2 separate regions of the Homo sapiens genome follow, and region 2 is linked to region 1. Evidence: read pairs that join two places in POLR2A ChIA-PET (ENCODE). Cell type or tissue: Panc1. All regions are shown on one strand. Links, peaks and the distances in the headings refer to the core of each region. The heading gives the core; the rest is flanking DNA.

The links. ChIA-PET counts read pairs that join two places held together with the same protein. Peaks named below come from ENCODE experiments on the same cell type or tissue, not always from the same donor. Only the 100,000 strongest peaks of a DNase experiment are listed, where the experiment ranks them.
Region 2: POLR2A ChIA-PET joins it to region 1 with 5 read pairs; 4 of 35 experiments call an interaction of 5 or more read pairs at or near these places.

What each region holds. Positions count from the first base shown.
Region 1 is chr16:4,102,296-4,113,089 of GRCh38, forward strand. The region is part of intron 2 of ADCY9 (adenylate cyclase 9); the gene reads right to left. Among named protein-coding and RNA genes, the nearest start is that of ADCY9, 8.7 kb to the right of the region's middle. RefSeq lists an enhancer at 6,147-6,646. In Panc1, for the core only: no CTCF peak of the experiment used is centred there; no DNase peak of the experiment used is centred there; H3K4me3 peaks cover 430 bases; H3K27ac peaks cover 3,552 bases.
Region 2 is chr16:3,922,229-3,933,022 of GRCh38, forward strand. No RefSeq gene overlaps it. Among named protein-coding and RNA genes, the nearest start is that of TRIDDENT, 23 kb to the right of the region's middle. In Panc1, for the core only: no CTCF peak of the experiment used is centred there; no DNase peak of the experiment used is centred there.

The sequences.
Region 1 (10,794 bases), core at 1,687-9,686:
CAGTTAGGAAACCATACAACCGAGAATTAAGCCCGAATGTATCAGAAATCAAAATCCAAGCACCCAACCATTCAAGGGTGAGCCCTTCCAAAAAAAATTTACAGAAACAAAGTTGATGGTTGTTTCTTTGTTTGTTTGTTTGTTTTTGAGATGGAGTTTCGCTCTTGTTGCCCAGGCTAGAGAGCAGTGGCATGATCTCAGCTCACCGCAACCTCCGCCTCCTGGATTCAAGCAATTCTCCTACCTCAGCCGCCCGAGTAGCTGGGACCACAGGCATGTGCCACCATGCCTGGCTAATTTTGTGTTTTTAGTAGAGACGGGGTTTCTCCATGTTGGTCAGGCTGGTCTCGAACTCCCGACCTCAGGTGATCCGCCCGCCTCGGCCTCCCAAAGTACTGGGATTACAGGCGTGACTCACTGCGCCCAGCCATGTGTTTGTTTTTTGAGGCAGAGTCTCGCTCTGTCGCCCAGGCTGGAATGCAGTGGTGCCATCTCGGCTCACTGCAGCCTCCGCCTCCCAGGTTCAAGTGATTCTCCTGCCTCAACCTCCTGAGTAGCTGGGATTACAGGTGCCCACCACCACGCCTGGCTAATTATAGTATTTTTAGGAGAGACGGAGCTTCACCGTGTTGGCCAGGCTGGTCTCCAACTCTTGACCTCAGGTGATCCACCCACCTCGGCCTCCCAAAGCGCTGGTATTACAGGCACGAGCCATGGCCAGCTCGAAGTTGATGGTCTTTATCACACACTTTGAACATGAGCAACAAAGATTTACCAGAATCACAAAAGATTTTTAAGGATTTTGTAAGAAAAGGTCAATGTATGAACTAAGGTCACTTGCTATTTCCACAGGCAATATGTAATGGGTGTGACAACTCCAATTGGCGTTGTTTCACACACATGAGAATGCGTGTTTGGGTGGCACATACAAAACCCTCAGTCTTCCCATCTTGCAGCCCAGCTAGCGAAGCAGTACTCAAAGTGTGATCCGCAGATCCCTAGAGGTCCTTGAGGCCTTTGCAAGGCATCTGTGGAGTCTAAACTATTTGCACAATGACACTAAGACAGCATTTGCCTTCTTCAGTGTTGACACTTGCAGTGACAGTGCAGAAGAAGCCATGGGTGAAACTGCTAGTGCCTGAGCAGGTCCCGATGCAGGGAAACCAAACTGCACTAGCCCTCAGCTTGTCCTTCACTACCCCACACTTACGAAAGGAAAGGCAGACAGCTTCACTTAAGAATGTCCCTGATGGGCCGGGCATAGTGGCTCACGCCTGTAATCCCAGCATTTTGTGAGGCCGAGGTAGGGAGATCACCTGAGGTCAGGAGTTCAAGACCAGCCTGGCCAATATGGCGAAACCCCGTCTCTACCATAAAGACAAAAATTAGCCGGGCGTGGTGGCACACATCTGTAAATCCCAGCTACTTGGGAGGCTGAGGCAGGAGAATCACTTGAACCCAGGAGGCGGAGGTTGCAGTGAGCCAAGATCACACCACTGCACTCCAGCCCGGGCGACAGAGCGAGACTCTGTCACAAAAACAGAAAAAAGAAAAAAAAGAATGTCCCAGATGAAGCTGTCAACATGAATGATTGGTTAAATCGCAAGCTTGAGTAGGTGTCTTCTGAATAGTCTGAGTGATGAAATGAGAAGCACGCCTACGACGACGCTGCTGCCCATCAAAGCACAGCGGTCCTGGAGAAAAGCAGCTGTGCAGCTGTTTGGATTGCAAGCTGAACTGGCCACCTTTTTGGTAGCACATTATTTACACGTGACCTACAGACAAACCACGGTCGTTCAGGCTTGAGTACGGGCAGACCATTCCTGGGAATATGAATGAGTCTGTCGCTTCAAGGAAAATAACTGACAGTATTTGCCGCCAATGATAAAAAATTCCAGTTTTCAAGTAGAGTTTTGGAAAACTTACATCAGCCACTGTGATGAACTCAACATCTTCAGACTATTAGACTTTACTGACGTCAACATGTGGAAGAGCTGCATCATTCAAGAGACCAATATTTTCCAAATGACTAGTGCATGACGTTATAAAATCACACCTGGGTAAAAACCCAACAGCATTTAATATAATAGTGTACAAAAAAAGATAATAAAATTTCAGATTCCATATTGCAACTAACATTTAAGAAACTACCACTCAAAATAAAAAATCAGCGGGGTGTGGTGGTGCATGCCTGTAGTCCCAGCTACTTGGTAGGCCAAGGCAGAAGGATCACTTGAGCCCAGGAGGTCAAGGCTGGAGTGAGCTATGGTAGCACCACTGCACTCCAGCCTGGGTGACAGAGTAGGACCCCATCTCAGAAAAAGAAAAAGAAACTACTACTCACTTGTTGAATGTTTCTACAGAATCAAAGAAAAATATCCAGAATCACATAAAAAGGCTATGAAAATGCTCTTCCAACTAAAGCCAGATTTTCTACACATTTTTCAACATATTGCAACAAATTGAATGCCAAAGCGGTTAAGAAAATTCAGCGAACACACTTAAAAGTGTTTTAACACGGTAGATTTCTGTTGTGTACATTTTATCACTCAAAAAACCTCAGCCGTGGGTCGGGCGCAGTGGCTAACATGCTGAAACCCTGTTTCTACTAAAAATACAAAAAATTAGCCGGGTGTGGTGGTGCGTGCCTGTAATCCCAGCTACTCGAGAGGCTGAGGCAGGAGAATCGCTTGAACCCAGGAGGCAGAGGTTGCAGTAAGCCGAGATCGTGCCACTGCACTCCAATGTGGGCAACAAGAGGGAAAAAAATCCACCAAAAAAAAAACAAAAAACTTCAACCGTTTATTAATCCAGACATTAAAGAGATTTGCAAAAATGTATGGCAGTGCCACCCTTCTCATCAAATTTTTTCATTTTACAAAATATAGTTACTTTTATAAAAATGTTACTTACATTAACATGCAATGGGTGAAATGAATTACTATTTTGAAATAAATTTAGAAAAGATTTTTAAGCTTCTCAGTTTGTTTCAATTTCTAATACTGTAAATATCAATAGACAACCTATATAAATAATGCACATAAGCCTGGGAAACATAGGGAGACGTCATCTCTACAAATAATTTTTAAAATTAGGCCGGGCATGGTGGCTCACACCTATAATCCCAGCACTTTGAGAGGCTGAGGCGGGCAGATCACTTGAGGCCAAGATTTTGACACCAGCCTGGCCAACATGGTCAAACACCATTTCTACTAAAAATACAAAAAAAAAAAAATTGGCCGGGCATGGTGGCATGCATCTGTAATCCCAGCCACACGGGAGACTGAGACACGAGAATTCCTTGCACCCAGGAGGCAGAGGTTGCAGTAAGTTAAGATCACACCACTGCTCTCCAGCCTGGGCAAGAGTGAGACTCCGTCTCAAAAAAAAAAAAAAAAAAAAATTAGTTGGATGTGGTGGCATGCGCCTGTGTCCTAGCTACTGAAGAGGCTGACATGGAAGGATCATCTGAGTGCAGGAGGTCGAGGCTGCAGTGAACTGTGACTGCACACTGTACTCCAGCCTGGGCAACAGAGGAAGACCCTGTCTCAAAAAGAAAAGAAAAAAAACCTACAGAAACAACAATTTCTACTGGATTAGAGGAAGGCATATAAGCTAGGTGCAGCTATCCCTGACTGTCGGGGCCCAGCATTTCACCCTGTTTCCCAGCTTCTGCCCTCTAGGTCACACTACTGCCACCACTACTGCTACAACTCATTCTGCCTCCACTGCCACCAGCAGCCTCTAGCGGGTTTGATGTTCCCACCTATCCCAGAACATTGAGCCTTCCCACTTAACTCCGCAGAAAGGATGCCAGGAATTTTTTACAAGTGCAATGCTAGCAAAGGCTGGGGAAAATGAGACAAAAAACCTGATTTCCAAGAGCAGACAAGTTTTACAAGGGGCAGTCTTCTTCGCTGAAGTTGACTAAAATTTAGCCACGGGTTGGCTTGGCTGGTGTGGTTCACTGGGTACATCCACAAGACTACAAGAATATCACTGCTGTCTGCAGTCTTCCCAGGGGAGGACCACCCTACCCTTGGCCCACACCACGGATGGCGGCCCCACATCCACCCTCTGATGCAGCCCAGTCCCTTCCCTTCTGTTCCGCGGCAGCACCGGTGCCTGGCCACTTCCCTTGCCAGTTCCCTTCCTGTTTCAAAAACTCTCATCTCTTCACAAAATTCCCTCCAGGGATGCTAGTTCCTGTTGGAAAAGGTCTTGAGGTGTGTCACAGGCAAAGTACAAATGATATGCCCAGGGCCAGATGGATGACAGGCCCCTAAGCTCAGCTAGTCCAGAGTCAGGAGGGGACCTGCAGAATTCTAATGGTGAATGATTACACTCTTACAGTTTTGGAATTCCAGCAAAAACACCAATACTAAAATCACCAACCAAGACAAAGACGAGACTTACGGCCCACGCAGGCTTCTGCACACTCTGTGCCCAGACATGGACAGATTAATGTGGGTTGGTTGGTTGGTTTTTTTCCAAGATTACTATTCCACAGCAAAGTACATAGGCAACGCTGACCAATATGCAGAAACATAATTACTATCTCACCAAGCTGGCCAGAAGACAAAAATCTTGAAACTTCTTGACTTGCTCTAATTGTTCCTTCTCCATGTTTCCCTTCCTTAGGCATTCTACCTGAAAAGACAGCCCTCCCTTCCTTCTTCATCCCATTGGCAATTCAGCAAACCTTAACCTTCTCTTGCTTTACCAGAGGTTACTTCTACTCGAAAGCTTGTCTTCAGAATTAACAGCTGTGTCCTTGTCACTGTAAGCCAGGTCTCAAAGAGCCTGAACAAATGGTCACTGGGGGCAGCTTGAGTGTCGACTCTACTGCTGTTTTCTGTCTCCCACCCCAGCTGTGGAGGGGAACTGTGTGCCTCATCTCATCTCTGCCATTTGCTATCTGAGAGGCTGTATTTCCACGTGCATAACAGATCCTGCTCAAGAATGCAGGTCAAGGCTGGGCGTGGTGGCTCACGCCTGTAATCCCAGCCCTTTGGGAGGCTGAGGCTGGTGGATCACCTGAGGTCAGGAGTTCAAGACCGGCCTGGCCTACATGGTGAAACCCCATCTCTACTAAAAATACAAAAATTAGCCGGGCGTGGTGGCGCACACCTGTAATCCCAGCTATTTGGGAGGCTGAGGCAGGAGAACCGCTTGAACCTGGGAGGCAGAGGTTGCAGTAAGCTGAGATCACGCCATGGCATTCCAGCCTGGGTGACACAGCCAGACTCTGTCTCAAAAAAAAAAAAAAAAAAAAAAAAAAAAGAATGCAGTGCAGGTCAACACAGAATTTCCAAGCAAGGAGACTGAGCTCTGCTAACGGGTTAGCATCCCAGTGGCAAGGGTTGCAGGCTTAGGTGGGGACAAGCTAACGGGGGAAGGAAGGGGAACACCTGAGCATGCAACTGAACCCCAAACCAACACCTGGCTAGGGTTCTGTCAGCTGGCAGGCCCGTGCTCAGGGTTAATGGGGCGCCCAGATTTCCGGCATGAGACAGGTGTTTGTTTGCAGAGGCTAACGCATACAGAATGCCTCCGTCCACTGTCGGTCTGTCGGCCCACCAGACAGGGTCTACATAGGAACTCCTCTAAGGCAAAGGTCTCGATCACAGAGGTGGCCAACAGGTGACAATCTGCCCAAATGCATACCAGCGGGTCTCCTCCCCAAGTTGCTCCACAAGCATAAAGTTTGGCTGGGGAAAAAAGCTTTTTTAATTTCTGCATCTGACAATGTGATCACTCCCTGGTATTCCCCTCTTCAGAGATATGACCATGGGTGTGGATGAGAGCGGAGGAGCATCTTCATTCTGTCTTCCTAATATTTACACGGGAAAAGAAGATGCCTGTAGATATTTTCTAACAGTTTCATTTTCTGTCTTTGTGACCCTGTATCTATGACAGGAAAAGCCAACAGCTCGAGATAACACGTCTCACCATTTTTTGCTTGTGGCCCAAGGCAGAATACAACAGCCACGGTTCCCTCAGGCCTAGCGGTTTCATCCCAAATGCTGTGGAAGGTCCCTCACCTTAATCAGACCGTTTCTTCATTTTTTTTTTTTTTTTTTTTTTTTTTTTTTGGCGACAAAGTCTCGCCCTATCGCCCAGGCTGGAGTGCAATGGCACGATCTCGGCTCACTGCAAACTCCACCTCCTGGGTTCGAACGATTCTCCTGCCTCAGCTTCCCAAGTGGCTGGGACTAAAGGCGCCTGCGACCACACCCAGCCAATTTTTGCATTTTCAGTAGAGACAGGGTTTCACCATGTTGGTCAGGCTGGTCTCAAACTCCTGACCTCCTGATCTGCCCACCTCGGTCTCCCAAAGTGCTGGGATTACAGGCATGAGCCACCACGCCCGGCCCATTTCTCCATATCTTTAATAACTGTCCCTCACACTTTTTTTTTTTTTTTTGAGACAGGGTCTCATTCTTGTCGCCCAGGCTGGAGTGCAATGGTGCAATCTTGGCTCACTGCAACCTCCGTCTCCCAGGTTCAAGCAATTCTCCTGCCTCAGCATCCCGAGTAGCTGGGATTACAGGTACCTGCCACCACACCTGGTTAATTTTTGTATTTTTAGTAAATATGGGGTTTCACCACGTTGGCCAGGCTGGTCTCAAACTCCTGACCTCAGGTGATCCGCCTACCTCGGCCTCCCAAAGTGTTGAGATTACAGGCATGAGCCACCATGCCTGGCCCCTCACTTTTTAGATTATTTCCAAAATCCTAGCAGTATGCTAAAAATTCCTGCAACCTTCTCCCAGTGACTGGCCACCCTAGATAAGATTTCTCACACTCGTACACCCCATCTGCTGTATCCCCTTCCTGCTTTATGTTTGTTCACAAAACACTTTTTCTATTTTACTTATTTATGGTTTGACTCCCCTGTTGTCCCCTCTATTAGATCTCCCCTATTTGAAGGCCTGGTTTTTGTTTCTTAGAGACAGGGTCTCACTCTGTCGCCCAGGCTGGAATGCAGTGGTGCAATCACGGCTCTCTGCAACCTCGACCTCGTGGGCTCCAGCGATCCTCCTATATTATTGACTTAAAAATTCTTGTCCCCTATTACAAGAGCAGGAATTGTTGTCTGTTTTGTTTACGGCTGTATTGCCAGAACCCAGAACCGTGCCTGGCACGGAGTAAATGATTTGCTGAATGAGTAAGCAAGCCAGGGGTTCCGGGCCTCTGTACTCTGCAAGTCCATCCTGCATTCTCCATTCATACCATAGCAACTTCAAAGGCCCCTCACCCATTCCTGACTCCACATTGTCGCCAAGTCACTTCCAGAAACTTAAAATGCCATTTCCCATTCACATGGTCAAGCCCTTCCCCTCCTGCCAGTCGTTTGTTTAAATCTGGCTTGCAGTCCCATCAAGCTGCTCTTCCTAATGCCACTCAGATCCCATCACCTCCATCACTGCTACTGTAACTTTGGATTGGGCCACCATCACCCCTACCTGGGATTTACTCGACACCTCATTAATCTCTTTCCAACCCACACTCACTAGCTCTGAAAGAGTGAACTTTCTAAAACTGCAAGTCAGATCACCTAAGCCCCCTGTTGAGTGGTTCCCTGACACCTATGGGGTCAAATGCAAACTCCTTCCCACGCTACCCATGGCCTTCCTTGTCCTGATGAACAACTAACAATCGTCCGCCCCCACAGAGAAGCACAGGGCCCAGCCATACCCACCTCTCCGCTCTGCCCTGGTGCTCTTCTGTCCACCTGGAGAGCCACAGCCTGATCTCAGGACCCAGCTCCAGCAGGAGCCCCCTCTAAAGCGCTCCCCACTCCCGAACATACTCCACAACATTTTTAACTGTGAGCTCACGGAGGTTGGGAACTATTAACGCAGGTCAGACGCGCCCCAAAGTGGGGCCGAGCCCAAGAGGGTTCTTGGCTTTGCCCAGGAAATAATTCAAGGGTGAGCCGGTGGCAGGAAAGAAAACACCTTTATTGAAGAGGCAGGCAGTGTTATACGGCTCCATGACTGCTCCTGCAGAGCTGGGCTTTCCCAAAGGCGGAAAGTAGCAGCTCAGGGCAGTTTTGCAATCATACTTATACCTACTTTTTTTTTTTTTTTTTTTTTTTTTTGAGACGCAGTCTCGCCTAGGCTGTCGCCCAGGCTGGAGTGCAGTGGACATGATCACAGCTCACTGCAACCTCCACCTCCTGGGTTCAAGCGATTCTTCTGCCTCAGCCTCCCGAGCACCTGGGATTACAGGCGCACACCACCACACCAGGCTAATTTTTGTATTTTTAGTAGAGACGGGGTTTCACTATATTGGCCACACTGGTCTCCAACTCATGACCACAGGTGATCCACCCGCCTTGGCCTCCCAAAGTGCTGGGATTACAGGCATGAGCCACTGCGCCCAGCCTTACCTTATACCTACTTTTAATTTCCTGTAGAGTAAAGGTAGGCTTAGGCAGACACTTCTAGGAAAAGGGTGGTGGCTTTTGGGTTGTCAGGTCACGGCCATGGAAAGAGGCAGTAACTCCGGGTGTGGCCATGGCGACAGTAAACTAACAAGGCACACTGGTGGGCGTGCCTTGCAGAACGCTGCTTCTGCCCCATCCCTGTATCAGCTAGTCCTCAATTCGGTCTGGCATCTGAACCCCGCCTCTGGAGTCGAGTCCCACCTCCTACCTCACGATCACGGATCCTGCTCCACGATCACGGATCCTGCTCCACATCCACAGTGCCAGGTGCACAGTCAGTGCCAGGGGCACGACACAGATTTCAGAGTGAAGGAATGTGCAGAAATCATGAAACTACCCTTCTGCAAAGCCTGTTCGGATAAATTTGAATGAGAGGAGCTTCCTTCTGTGCTCCCAGGCTAGTTCTAGAAGCCCCTTCTCATTCTATGGATGCCCATTCCTGCAGGGCCGCTACTGGCTGCTTTTTAACCCTGGGATCAGAAAAGGGGGTAAGAGGGAAAGGCTAATACACCCAGTATTGGGGTTTTTTTTGTTTTTGTTGTTGTTGTTTTTTAAGACAGAGTTGCTCTGTCGCCCAGGCTGGTGTGCAGTGGCGCAGCCTCGGCTCACTACAACCTTCTCTTCCCGGGTTCAAACAATTCTCCTGCCTCAGCCTCCCGTAATACCCAATATTGTATAGAGAAAACATCTGCCACCAGCCCAAAGGCAGAGGCTAAAATCGATCTTACATGTAGATAAGCTTAACTATGTGTGTGAAAGGGTCTTCTACAAACTGTGCTGTCATCTCAATTTAGCTTTGTAAGGACAGTTTCCAAAAGGGCCAGGAAGTTGTGTAGACATACTCTATTCCTGGAGTCCTATCCACAAAGGTTTGTAAAATGAGCTCAAGAAAACAAAATCGTGGTCTCAGAGAAAGAGCTAAAGGAAAGAATATCACTTTTAAAAAATCAGCAGCTAAGCTAAGCCTTCTATCTTCCCTACTCCCTACAGTACTAAAACTTTTATAAATATACAATGTACACAAATGTCAAGAAAAGTTAATTTACCAAATTTACACTATTTGAGGTTTAAAAAAAAAAAAACACAAACTCACTCTAGCATTTTTTTTTTTTGGCTCTGTGTCTGAGACCCCTGATCTACAAACTTAAAAATAAAACTACTCATAAATTCACAAAATAGGTATTCAATGACTTGGCAATTTCCAAACATATTTAATAATTACACCCTCTTCATTTTTGAAATTCGAGTAATACAGCATACAAAGTACAGCTTACAAAACGTTCTCATTGTCCTCTGGGCCAACATATTTAATTTAACGTACTGCCGCCCAGCTCCACCGTCCCACAGTCTCCAAGGACAGAGCTCACAACACCTGGGCCCTAAAAATGCCAAGGTGGCAAGCAGGGGGTTACACCCACAGCCCCGTCCACTGACACCTTCAGACTCAAGAGCGAGTGCCACCGCCCTAAACGGAAAGACACTCATCACGGCAGCATCTTTCAAGTGAACAGAAAGTGTAGTTTCTGACCTTGTTAACATAGTCCTTAAAGTGCTCTAGGTTAGGGGAATTCTCGGGTGAAAATAGTTTTCGTCTACATCCATAAAATCTTCAACAGCAAAGTTAGTAAAATAAAGAAAAATCAGAAGAAAGATGATGTTCCCTTGCCAGAGAACAAATACATAAAAGATACAGGAGCTCAGATCACAAGCCAGAGAAAGAGAATGCCAACTGGACACATAGGATGATCTCACACCAACGACCTATGCAGGCCCTACCTCAACCACTGGACGTCTCTGACTGACACTATTACTTCTGCCGTCTCTGATTGAAACTATTACTTCTGCCATCTCTGATTGGAACTATTAATTACTTCTTCCGAGGATTCCCTTTCCTGAGGCTTTTAACTGTTTAAGTATGCAGTGTGTGGGGACCACAAAATACAATACAGCTTCACAAAAGCAGGCTTTTAAAAAAAATCAGTGTTATTTTCTCTACATACTTCCACAACAGATGTTCCCCTCAATCCTGAAGATTTTAGTAAAACATAAGGACTGTTTAAAAAGGAGGAAGTGGGGGAAGAAATGTAGCAGATTACTTAAAATCTTTCTTTTTCGTCCTACTTATTTTAATATCATTTTCCAGATCTCAAAGACTTTTGTCCTATATTAGAAAAAACAAGCAGCCCAGTAAAAACATCAAGAATAGCAGTAAGGAGCTTCAAACCAGGGACCAGGCACCAGATCCAAACCTGAGAGGATGAGGGAGGGGAATACCAGCTCTCCGGCAGGTACGTTTCTCCCTTCCAAATCACCTGGTGGCTGGAGAAGCTCAATATGAA
Region 2 (10,794 bases), core at 1,410-9,409, 180 kb before region 1:
TCCAGAAGGAACTCTCCCGCAGCTGAAGGCAATTCTCCCAGCCTTGGCAGCTGCTTGGAGTAACACGCACACCTTCTTGGTGTTAACCTCCTTTGACATCGTGCAAATGGCCGATACTTACCTGGTTGCAGTGGGGCCCCTGCCACGCACTGTCCCGGGCGGAGAGGCATCTTTGGCTTGCCGGGTCCGTGAGCTGCCAATCATCATGCAGGAAACCAACTCGCTGGCCAGACCTCCTGCATAAATGCCCTGGAGCAGCCACCAGAGCCCAGAAGTTGGACAGGGCAGGGAGGAAGCCGCTGGCAGAATGAGGAAAACCTGTTCTGAGATGGGAGGTGGGAGGTGGGAGGTGTTGCGCTGGGAAGGGAAACTCCGTGGAGGGGTTGGGTGGTCCTGGCTCATCTTGACCCTTGCCTGTCTGGAAGGGGGATTTTTAAAAAACTGGATGGAAATTGGACAAGATGTACTTGTTTAATGGGGAAAGATGAGGTGAGTGATTTTAAGTGTTAGAGAACAATCTGGGAAACCTGCCCCTTAAGGAAAACCTGATATGGGGGAAAATTCCCACAAAGCTGAGAGGAAGCAGGTGCCAGTCTCGCTGATGCAGACTGGGGAGCATCTTTCTCTCTGCAGAATGTGCTCAGGGGTTCACCCCCAGTCTGTAATTGAGGGTGAGGCAGGGAAGCTGAAAGCAGCAGCAGCAGAAGTCCGCCCAAAGGTGGCTGTGATTCCAGCCCGGTCAAGAACGGCGGATCCACTCCTTGGCAGGGAACTGCAAGTCAAACCCACAGTGAGGCTGGGCTCGGGGGCTCACGCCTGTAATCCCAGCACTTTGGGAGGCCGAGGTGGGTGGATCACCCCTAAAGTCAGAAGTTCGAGACCAGCCTGGCCAACATGGTGAAACCCCGTCTCTACTAAAATTACAAAAATTAGCTGGGGGTGGTGGTGGGCCCCTGTAATCCCAGCTACCCGGGAGGTTGAGGCAGGAGAATCGCTTGAACCCGGGAGGCGGAGGTTGCAGTGAGCCAAGATCACACCAGTGCACTCCAGCCTGGGCGAAAGAGTGAGACTCTGTCTCAAAACAAACAAACAAACAAAAAACAAAACCACAATGAGACACCACCTTATGTCCACGAGGATGCCACAGTCAAAACCATGGAGAATGAGAAGTGATGGCAGGGACGTGAAGACATGGCAACCTTTATGCACCTTTGATGGGAATGTAAAATGACGCAGCCATTGTGCAAAATAGCATGGCCATTCCCCAAAAGTTTAAACACAGGGTTACCAGCAACTCCACTCCTATGTATATACCCGGGAGAAATGAAAACTGCCATCCACACAAAAACGTGTGCAGGCATGCTCACACCAGCATTGCCTTTAATAGCCCAAAGTGGAAACAACCCAGATGTCCGCAAACTGATGAATAGATAAACAAAATGTGGTCTATCCATACAATGGAATATTATTCAACCATAAATATGACTGAAGTCAGGCACAGTGGCTCATGCCTGTAATCCTAGCACTTTGGGAGGCTGAGGCGGGTGGATCACCTGAGGTCAGGAGTTCGAAACCAGCCTGGCCAGCAGGGTGAAACCCAGTCTCTATTAAAAATACAAAAATTAGCTGGGCGTGGTGGTGGGCGCCTGTAATCCCAGCTACTAGGGAGGCTGAGGCAGGAGAATCACTTGAACCTGGTAGGCAGAGGTGGCAGTGAGCTGAGATCATGCCACTGCACACTAGCCTGGGCAACAGAGGAAGACTCTGTCTCCAAAAAAAAAAAAAGCAGGAAGTAGAAGATGTATGGTTGTCTGGAGTTAGGATTGGGGAATGGCAGGATTAGGGAAGTGATAGTTAAGAGATAATGGTGTTTCTTTTTGGGATAATGAAAATGTCCTAAAGTGGATTGTGGTGATGGTTGTACAACTCTATGAATATATGAAAAGTTATTGAATTGTATACTTAAAAGGGTGAATCAGGCCAAGCGCAGTGGCTCATGTCTGTAATTCTAGCATTTTGGGAGGTCAAGATGGGAGGATCACTTGAGCCCAGGAATTTGAGATCAGCCTGGGCAACATGGTGAGACCCCATCTCTATAAAAATAAAAACTAAAAAAAAATAGTGAATCATATGGTATGTGAATTATATCTCAGCAAAACTGTTTAAAGAAAAAGAGGCCGGGCACGGTGGCTCACGCTTGTAATCCCAGCACTTTGGGAGGCCGAGGTGGGCGGATCACGACGTCAGGAGATCGAGACCACGGTGAAACCCCGTCTCTACTAAAAATACAAAAAATTAGCCAGGCGTGGTGGCAGGTGCCTGTAGTCCCAGCCACTCGGAGAGGCTGAGGCAGGAGAATGGCGTGAACCCGGGAGGCGGAGGTTGCAGTGAGCCGAGATCGCGCCACTGTACTCCAGCCTGGGCAATAGAACGAGACTCTGTCTCAAAATAAATAAATAAATAAATAAATAAATAAAAGAAAAGAAAAAGAATTTTGGGTCAGGGAGTCTGTTTTTAGTCTGTGTGGTAGGATCTCCTATAATCCCTCCAGCTGTCTGTGAAATGATTGACCTGGACTGGATAGGGCTAACAATAAAGGAATTTCTTGTTATAGTAAGTGCATAAGATAAGGGTACAAATTCTACTCTGAGGCACCCATGAAAAGTGAGGGCTAGGAAAAAAAATATCACCCTGAACATTCAGACTAAAAACAATCAATACATAATTGATTGTGCAACAATCTGCAGTAATATAAGAGACAGCTTAAAAAGAAACTGCAATAGAGAAGAAATTGAATCAGTAATTAATAACTTTCCAAAACAGAAAGTGCCAGGTCCAGATGGGCTCACTGGTGAATTCTACTAAACACTTTAGGAAGAAATTATACCAATTCTCTACAATCTCTTTCAGAAGAGAGAAACTGAGGGTATACTTCCTAACTCATTCTACGAGGCTAGCATCACGTTTCCTAACTTATTCTATGAGGCTAGCATCACCTTAACCAGACATCACCAGAAAGAAAAACTACAAGGCAGGGTACAATGGCTCTTGCCTGTAATCCCAGCACTTTGGGAGGCTGACGCAGAGGACTGCTTGAGCTCAGGGAGTTTAAAACCAGCCTGGGCAACATAGTGAGAGCTCGTCTCTACTGAAATTTAAAAAAAAAAAAAAGGTTGGGTATGGTGGCTCATGCCTGTAATCCCAGCACTTTGGGAGGCCGAGGCAGGCAGATCACCTGAGGTCAGGAGTTCAAAACCAGCCTGGCCAACATGGTGAAACCCCATCTGTACAAAAAATACAAAAATTAGCTGGTCGTGGTGGCTCAGGCCTGTAATCCCAGCTACTCAGGAGGCTGAGGCACAAGAATCCCTTGAACCCAGGAGGTGGAGGTTGCAGTGAGCCGAGATTGCACCACTGCACGCCAGCCTAGGTGACAGAGTGAGACTCAGTCTAAAAAAAAAAAAGAAAAGAAAAATTAGCCAAGAGTGGTGGGGCACACCCATAGTCCCAGCTATTCGGGGGGTTGAGGCAGGAGGATTATTTGAGCCTGGGAGGTTGAGGCTGCAGTGAGCCCTGATTGTGCCACTGCACTCCAGCCTAGGCAACAGAGTGAGACCCTGTCTTAATTTAAGAAAGAAAGAAAAAGAAAAGAAAACTACAGACCAATATATCTTATGAACATAGATGCAGAAATTCCCAACAAAATATTAGCAAACAGAATCCAACAATGTATAAATAGAAGTATACACCACTACCAAGTGGGATTTGTCCTAGGTATGCAAGCCTGATTCAACATTTGGAAATCAATTAATGTAATCCATCACATCGACAGGCTAAGGAAGAAAAATCACACGACCATATCAACAGATGTTGTTACACCCTTCACACAAATTAACGCAAAATGGATCCCAGACCATTTGAGTTAATGCAGTACTATAAAACTCCTAGAAGATAACATAGGAGAAAATCCAGATGACCTTGGGCATGGCAGTGACTTTTAGAAAACAACAAAAAAGATACAATCCATGAAAGAAATAACTGATAAGCTGGATTTCATTAAAATCAAGAATGTCTGCTCTGTGAAAGACACTTTCAAGAGAATGAAAAGACAAGCTACAGACTTGGAGAAAATATTTGAAAAAGACTTATCTGATAAAGGACTGTTATCTAAGATATACAAAGAATTCTTAAAACTCAACAATAAGAAAATGAACAGATGGATTGAAAAAATGGGCAGAAGATCTAAACAGACGCCTCACCAGAGAAGAGATACAGATGGCAAATAAGCATATGAAAAGATGCTCCGTATCATATGTCATTAGGGAAATACAAATTAAAACAACAATGAGCTGGGTGCGGTGGCTCACGCCTGTAATCCCAGCACTTTGGGAGGCCGAGGTGGGAGGATCACGAGGTCAGGAGATCGAGACCATCCTGGCTAAGGTGGTGAAAACCCCGTCTCTACTAAAAATACAAAAAATTAGCCAGGCATGGTGGCACGTGCCTGTAGTCCCAGCTACTCTGGAGGCTGAGGCAAGAGAACTGCTTGAACCTGGGAGGCGGAGGTTGCAGTGAGCGGAGATCGTGCCACTGCACTCCAGCCTGGGCAACAGAACGAGACTACATCTCAAAACGGTGTCGCAGTTTCTTACAAAGCTAAACATACCCTTACCATAAGATCCAGCAATCACACTCCTTCTTATTTACCCAGATGAGTTGAAAATTTCAGTCAACACAAGGATCTGCACATAGATGTTTATAGCAGCGTTATTCATAATTGTTAAAACTTGGACACACCCAAGATGTTCTTCAGTAGGTGAAGGGATAATTAAACCTTGGCATATCCAGACAACGGAATATTATTCAGTACTAAAAAGAAATTCAATGGACTATTATTCAGTGCTAAAAAGTTATCAAGTCATGAAAAGACATGGAGGAACTTTTTTTTTAATACAAATTTTAACTGTATTAAAATAGAGATGGAGTCTTACCATGTTGCCCAGGCTGGTCTCGAACTCCTGGGTTCAGGCAATCCTCCAGCCTCAGCCTCCTAAAGTGCTAAGATTATAGATGCAAGCCACCACACCCAGCCATTTTATTTATTTATTTATTTATTTATTTATTTATTTATTTATTTATGGAGATGGAGTCTCACTCTGTTGCTCAGGCTGGAGTGCAGTGGCACGATCTCTGCTCACTACAACCTCTGCTTCCCCAGTTCAAGTGATTCTCCTGCCTCAGCCTTCTGAGTAGCTGGGATTACAGGTATGTGCCACCATGTCTGGCTAATTTTTGTATTTTAGTAGAGATGGGGTTTCACCGTGTAGGTCGGGCTGGTCTCGAACTCCTGACCTCAGGTGATCTGCCCGCCTTGGCCTCCCAAAGGGCAGGGATTACAGGCGTGAGCCACAGCGCCCAGCCATTGACGAACCATAAACGCATGTTACTAAGTGAAAGACACCAATCTGAAAAGGCCACATAGTATATGATTCCAACTATACAACATTCTGGAAAAGGCAAAGCTATGCAGATATGGAGACAGTAAAAGGATCACTAGTTTCTAGGCGTTAAAGGAGAGAGAGGGATGAATAGGTGATGCACAGAGGATTTTTAGGGCAGTGAAACTACTCTGTATGATACGGTAGTGATGGATTCATATCATTATATATTTGTCCAAACCCATAGGATGTACAACACCAAGAGTGAACCCTAATGTTAACTGTGGACTTCATGAAGGTGTGTCAATGTAGACTGATTCTATCTACCTACCTACCTACCTACCTACAAGGTCTCGCTCTGTTGCCCAGGGTGGTCTTGAATTCCTGGGTTCAAGCAATCCTCTTGCCTTGGCCTTCCAAAGTGCTGTCCAGTGTAGGTTTATTGACTGTAACAAATATGCCACTCAGGGCAGGATATTGATTGTCAGGGAGGTTGTATGTATGCGGGGAAATGGGTATGTGAGAATTCTCTCTACTTTCTGCTCAATTTTGCTGTGAACCTAAAACAACAACAAAAAGGAAGGGAAGGAAAGGGAGAGGGAAGGGAGAGGGAAGGGAGAGGGAGGGGCAGGCCGGGCATGGTGGCTCATGCTTGCAATCCCAGCACTTTTGGGAGGCCAAGGCAGGTGGATCACTTGAGGTCAGGAGTTCGAGACCAGCCTGGCCAACATAGTGAAACCCTGTCTCTACTAAAAATACAAACAAATTAGCTGGGCATGGTGGTGGGCACCTGTAATCCCAGCTACTTGGCAGGCTGAGGCAGGCGAATTGGTTGAACCTGAGAGGTGGAGGTTGCAGTAAGCCGAGGTCGCACCACTGCACTCCAGCCTGGGCCACAGAGTAAGACTCCGTCTCAAAAAAAAAAAAAAAATTAGCCAGGCATGGTGGCGCGTGCCTGTAATCCTAGTGCTCAGGAGGCTGGGGCAGGAGAATCACCTGAACCCAGGAGGTGGTGTGAGCCCAGATTGTGCCACCGCACTCCAGCCTGGGGGACAGAGCAAGACTCTGTCTCAAAAAAAAAAAAAAAAAGAAAAAAGAAAAAAGAAAAAAAAGTGCAACTTTTGCTCACTTTTCAACAGCAACAATGGAAGCTAGAAGTAGTAGAATAATCTCTTCAATCTGTTGGAAAGAAAACTAAACAACACAACAACAGCAAACTTGCCAAACTAGAATTTTACTCAGTGGAAAAGTTCTTCAGTAAAGAGAAGTCTAGGGTGTTCTTCAGGCAGAAGGAAAAATTGTCCCAGAGAGGAGGTTGGGGATAGAGGAAGGAATGAAAAGGGATAAAAATGTCTCACTCTGTTGCCCACAGTGGCACGATCTTGGCTCACTTCAAATTCTGCCTCCTGGGTTCAAATGATCCTCCCACCTCAGCCTCCCAAGTAGCTGGGATTACAAGCATGTGCCACCATGCCCGACTAATTTTTATATTTTTAGTAGAGACAGGGCTTCACCATGTTGGCCGGGCTGGTCTTGAACTCCTGACCTCAAGTGATCTGCCCGTCTCGGCCTCCTAAAGTGCTAGAATTATAGGTGTGAGCCACCACGCCCAGCCGCTTATTGTAATTTTTAGAATAATTGCTAAAAATGGTAAAAAACCAGAATAGCTCTCAAACTAACACAGGAACAAAATGAAAATGTAAAAATGCAACCAAACTAAACAAAGCCAAAAATGAGATAAAAGAACAGAGAAGGCCAGGAGCAGTGGCTCATGCCTGTAATCCCAGCAATTTGGGCGGCTGAGGCAAGTGGATCACTTGAGATCAGGAGTTCGAGACCAGCCTGGCCAACATGGTGAAACCACATCTCTACTAAACATACAAAAATTAGCCAGGCGTGGTGACGGGTGTCTGTGATCCCAGCTACTCAGGAAGCTGAGGCAGGAGAACTGCTTGAACCCAGAGGCAGACGTTGCAGTGAGCTGAGATTGCACCATTGCGCTCCAGTCTGAGCAACAGAGTGAGACGCTGTCTCAAAAAAAAAAAAAAAAAGAAAAAAAAAAATAGGACAGAGAATAGGTGATGAATAGAAAGCCCATTCATGGCAAACTGCATATCAGTAATTACATGAATGGTAAGTGGGTTAAATGCTCCAGCTAAAAGACAAAGATTGTCATACTGGATAGACACCAAATCCAACAAATATTAAATACAAGAAACACGTGTAATACTTAGAGATAAAGCAAGACTGAAAGGAAAATAATAAAGAAGTATACACTATTGAAATACTATTAGGACAGCCAGTGTAGTAAATTCCAATGTCAAGCAAATGTACTTTAAAATGAAAAAAAAAAAAAAAAGCGTCTCTAGAATTAAGGAGGGTCACCCTATAATAATAAAAGATTATTTTAAATTTGTATGTACCTAATTACATGATACATAGAGCAATGTGAACAGAATTATATGGAGAAACAGACAAGTCCATATTCATAGTGGGATGTTTGACACAGCTTTTTCAGTAATCAATGGAACAGGCAGACAATAAATCAATAACACTGTAGAAGATTTGAGACATCATAATGAACAATCTTGTTGTATGAACATATGGAGAACTGTGCACCCAACAAGTGAAAAATATGTTATTTTCAAAAAGATATCATCCATTTTAAAATACGATGATCTGCTGGGCCAAAACGCAAGTTTCAACACATTTCAAAGGATTAAAATACAGCAGATAATGTTATCCTAACATATTGCAAATAGTTTAAGAATCGATAATAAAAATATTAAAAAGTCCCTGTACCTTTGAAAACTATACTTTCGAGTAACGTGCTTCTAAAATATACTTCTAAATAATGCATGGGTTTCAGAACAAATAAAAACGGAAATTTGAAATTACTTTGAACTATACTATATGTAATGAAAAACAAAATACAACAAAACTTATGGAGTAAAGCTAATGCAGTGTTTGGGGGGAAATTTATAGCCTTAATTGCATATTTTAGGGAAGAAGAAAGACTTAAAATATAATGAGCTAAGCACATTCATTTTAAGATGTCAGGAAAAGAACAACTAAAGAAACCCAACAAAAATAGACAGGAGGAAATGATTTAAATATATAATAAAGTAGACAGGAGGAAATGATTTCAATGTATAATAAGTATAAAAACAAACACACAACGGAGAGAATCAACAAAGCCAAAACTGAAACCACTAATAAAATTGGTTAATCCCTAAAGAGAATGATTAAAAGGAAACAATTTGACAGTTTTCACAAAAGGCATCTGTGAAAAGAAAAAGAAAATAGAAAAGGAAAAGGCTGGGCGTGGTGGCTCACGCCTGTAATCCCAGCACTTTGGGAGGCTGAGGCGGGCGGATCACCTGAAATCAGGAGTTTGGCACCAGCCTGGCTAACATGGTGAAACCCCATTTCTACTAAAAATACAAAAAATTAGCTGGGCGTGGTGATGGGTGCCTATAATCCCAGCCACTCAGGAGGCTGAGGCAGGAGAATCGCTTGAACCCGGGAGGCAGAGGTTTCAGTGAGCTGAGATCGCGCCATTGCACTCCAGCTTGGGCGACAAGAGTGAAACTCTATCTCATAAAAAAGAAAAGGAAAAAAAAAAAAGAAAAGAAGGCACAAATAACAAATACAAGAAATAAAAAAGGGACTTCACCACAAAATAAGAGTATATTATCGAAAACTTTAAGCCAACAAACTTGAAAATTTGGTGAAATGAACAGATTCACAGAAAAATACAACCTAACTGACACAATAAGAAATAGAAAACCTTAGTCCTTGGGCAGGTGCAGTGGCTCACACCTGTAATCCCAGCACTTTGGGAGGCCGAGGCGGGCGGATCGCCTGAGGTCAGGAGTTCAAGACTAGCCTGGCCAACATGATGAAACCCCATCTCTACTGAAAATAACAAAAATTAGCTGGGCGTGGTGGCGGGCCCCTGTAATCCCAGCAACTTGGGAGGCTGAGGCAGGAGAATCGCTTGAACTCAGGAGGCGCAGGTTGCAGGAGCAGAGATCACACCATTGCACTCCAGCCTGGGGGACAAGAGCGAGACAAAAAAGAAAATCTTAGTCCTGTAACTATCAGAGAAATTAAACTGTAATTTAAAAAAATCCTATGATAAAACTCAGAGCCTAAATTCCTTCATTAGGGAATACTACTAAACACTGAAGAAAGAAATAAAGCTAAGTTATAACATACTTTTTCCAGAAAGGAGAAAAAGAATCATGGACTAATTTTGGGAGACTAGCATAACCTTTATACTAACAGCCAACGAGAACAGTTAAAAAAAAAAAAAAAGAAAGAAAAATACAGATTAATTTCACTCATTAACTGCAAAAATCCTAGACAAAATATTAGCAAGTCAAATCAAGCAATATATAAAAGGATTATACATAATGACCATATTGGATTTATTCCAGGAATGCAGCTTTGGTGTAACATTAGGAAATCAATGGACAGAATTCACCATGTTAATAGATTGAAGGAGGAAATTCAGCCGGTGTGGTGGCTCATGCCTGTACTTTGAGAAGCCAAAGTGAAGCCAAGTGTTTTGAGAGGCCACACTGTGAGGACAGCTTGAGGCCAGGAGTTTGGAAAGAGCCTGGGCAACATAGTGAGACCCTGTTTCTACAAAAAATTAGCTGGGTATCATGATGCATGCCTATAGTCCCAGCTACTCAGGAGGGTGAGGCGGGAGGATCGTTTGAGCCCAGGAGTTCAAGTTTACAATAAGCTATGATTGTACCACTGCACTCCAGCCTGGGTAACAAAAGAAGACCCTGTCTCTTAAAAAAAAAAAAAAAAAAAGGGTATAAAGGGTTAGGAAGTTGGGAAAAAAATTACCAAAAGAGTCTTTTTTTTTTTCTTTAAGACAGAGTTTTGCTTTTGTTGCCCAGGCTGGAGTACAAGGGCAAGATCTCAGCTCACTGCAACCTCTACTTCCCAGGTTCAAGCAATTCTCCTGCCTCAGCCTCCCAAGTAGCTGGGATTACAGGCGTCTGCCACCACGCCCAGCTAATTTTTTTTTTTTTTTTTTTTTTTGAGACGGAGTTTTGCTCTGTCACCCAGGCTGGAGTACAGTGGCACGATCTTGGCTCACTGCAAGCTCCACCTCCCAGGTTCGCGCCATTCTCCTGCCTCAGTCTCCCGAGTAGCTGGGACTACAGGTGCCCACCACCACACCCAGCTAATTTTTTTGTATTTTTAGTAGAGACGGGGTTTCACTGTGTTAGCCAGGTCTCAATCTCCTGACCTTGTGATCCACCTGCCTCAGCCTCCCAAAGTGCTGGGATTACAGGTGTGAGCCACTGTGCCCGGCTAATTTTTATATTTT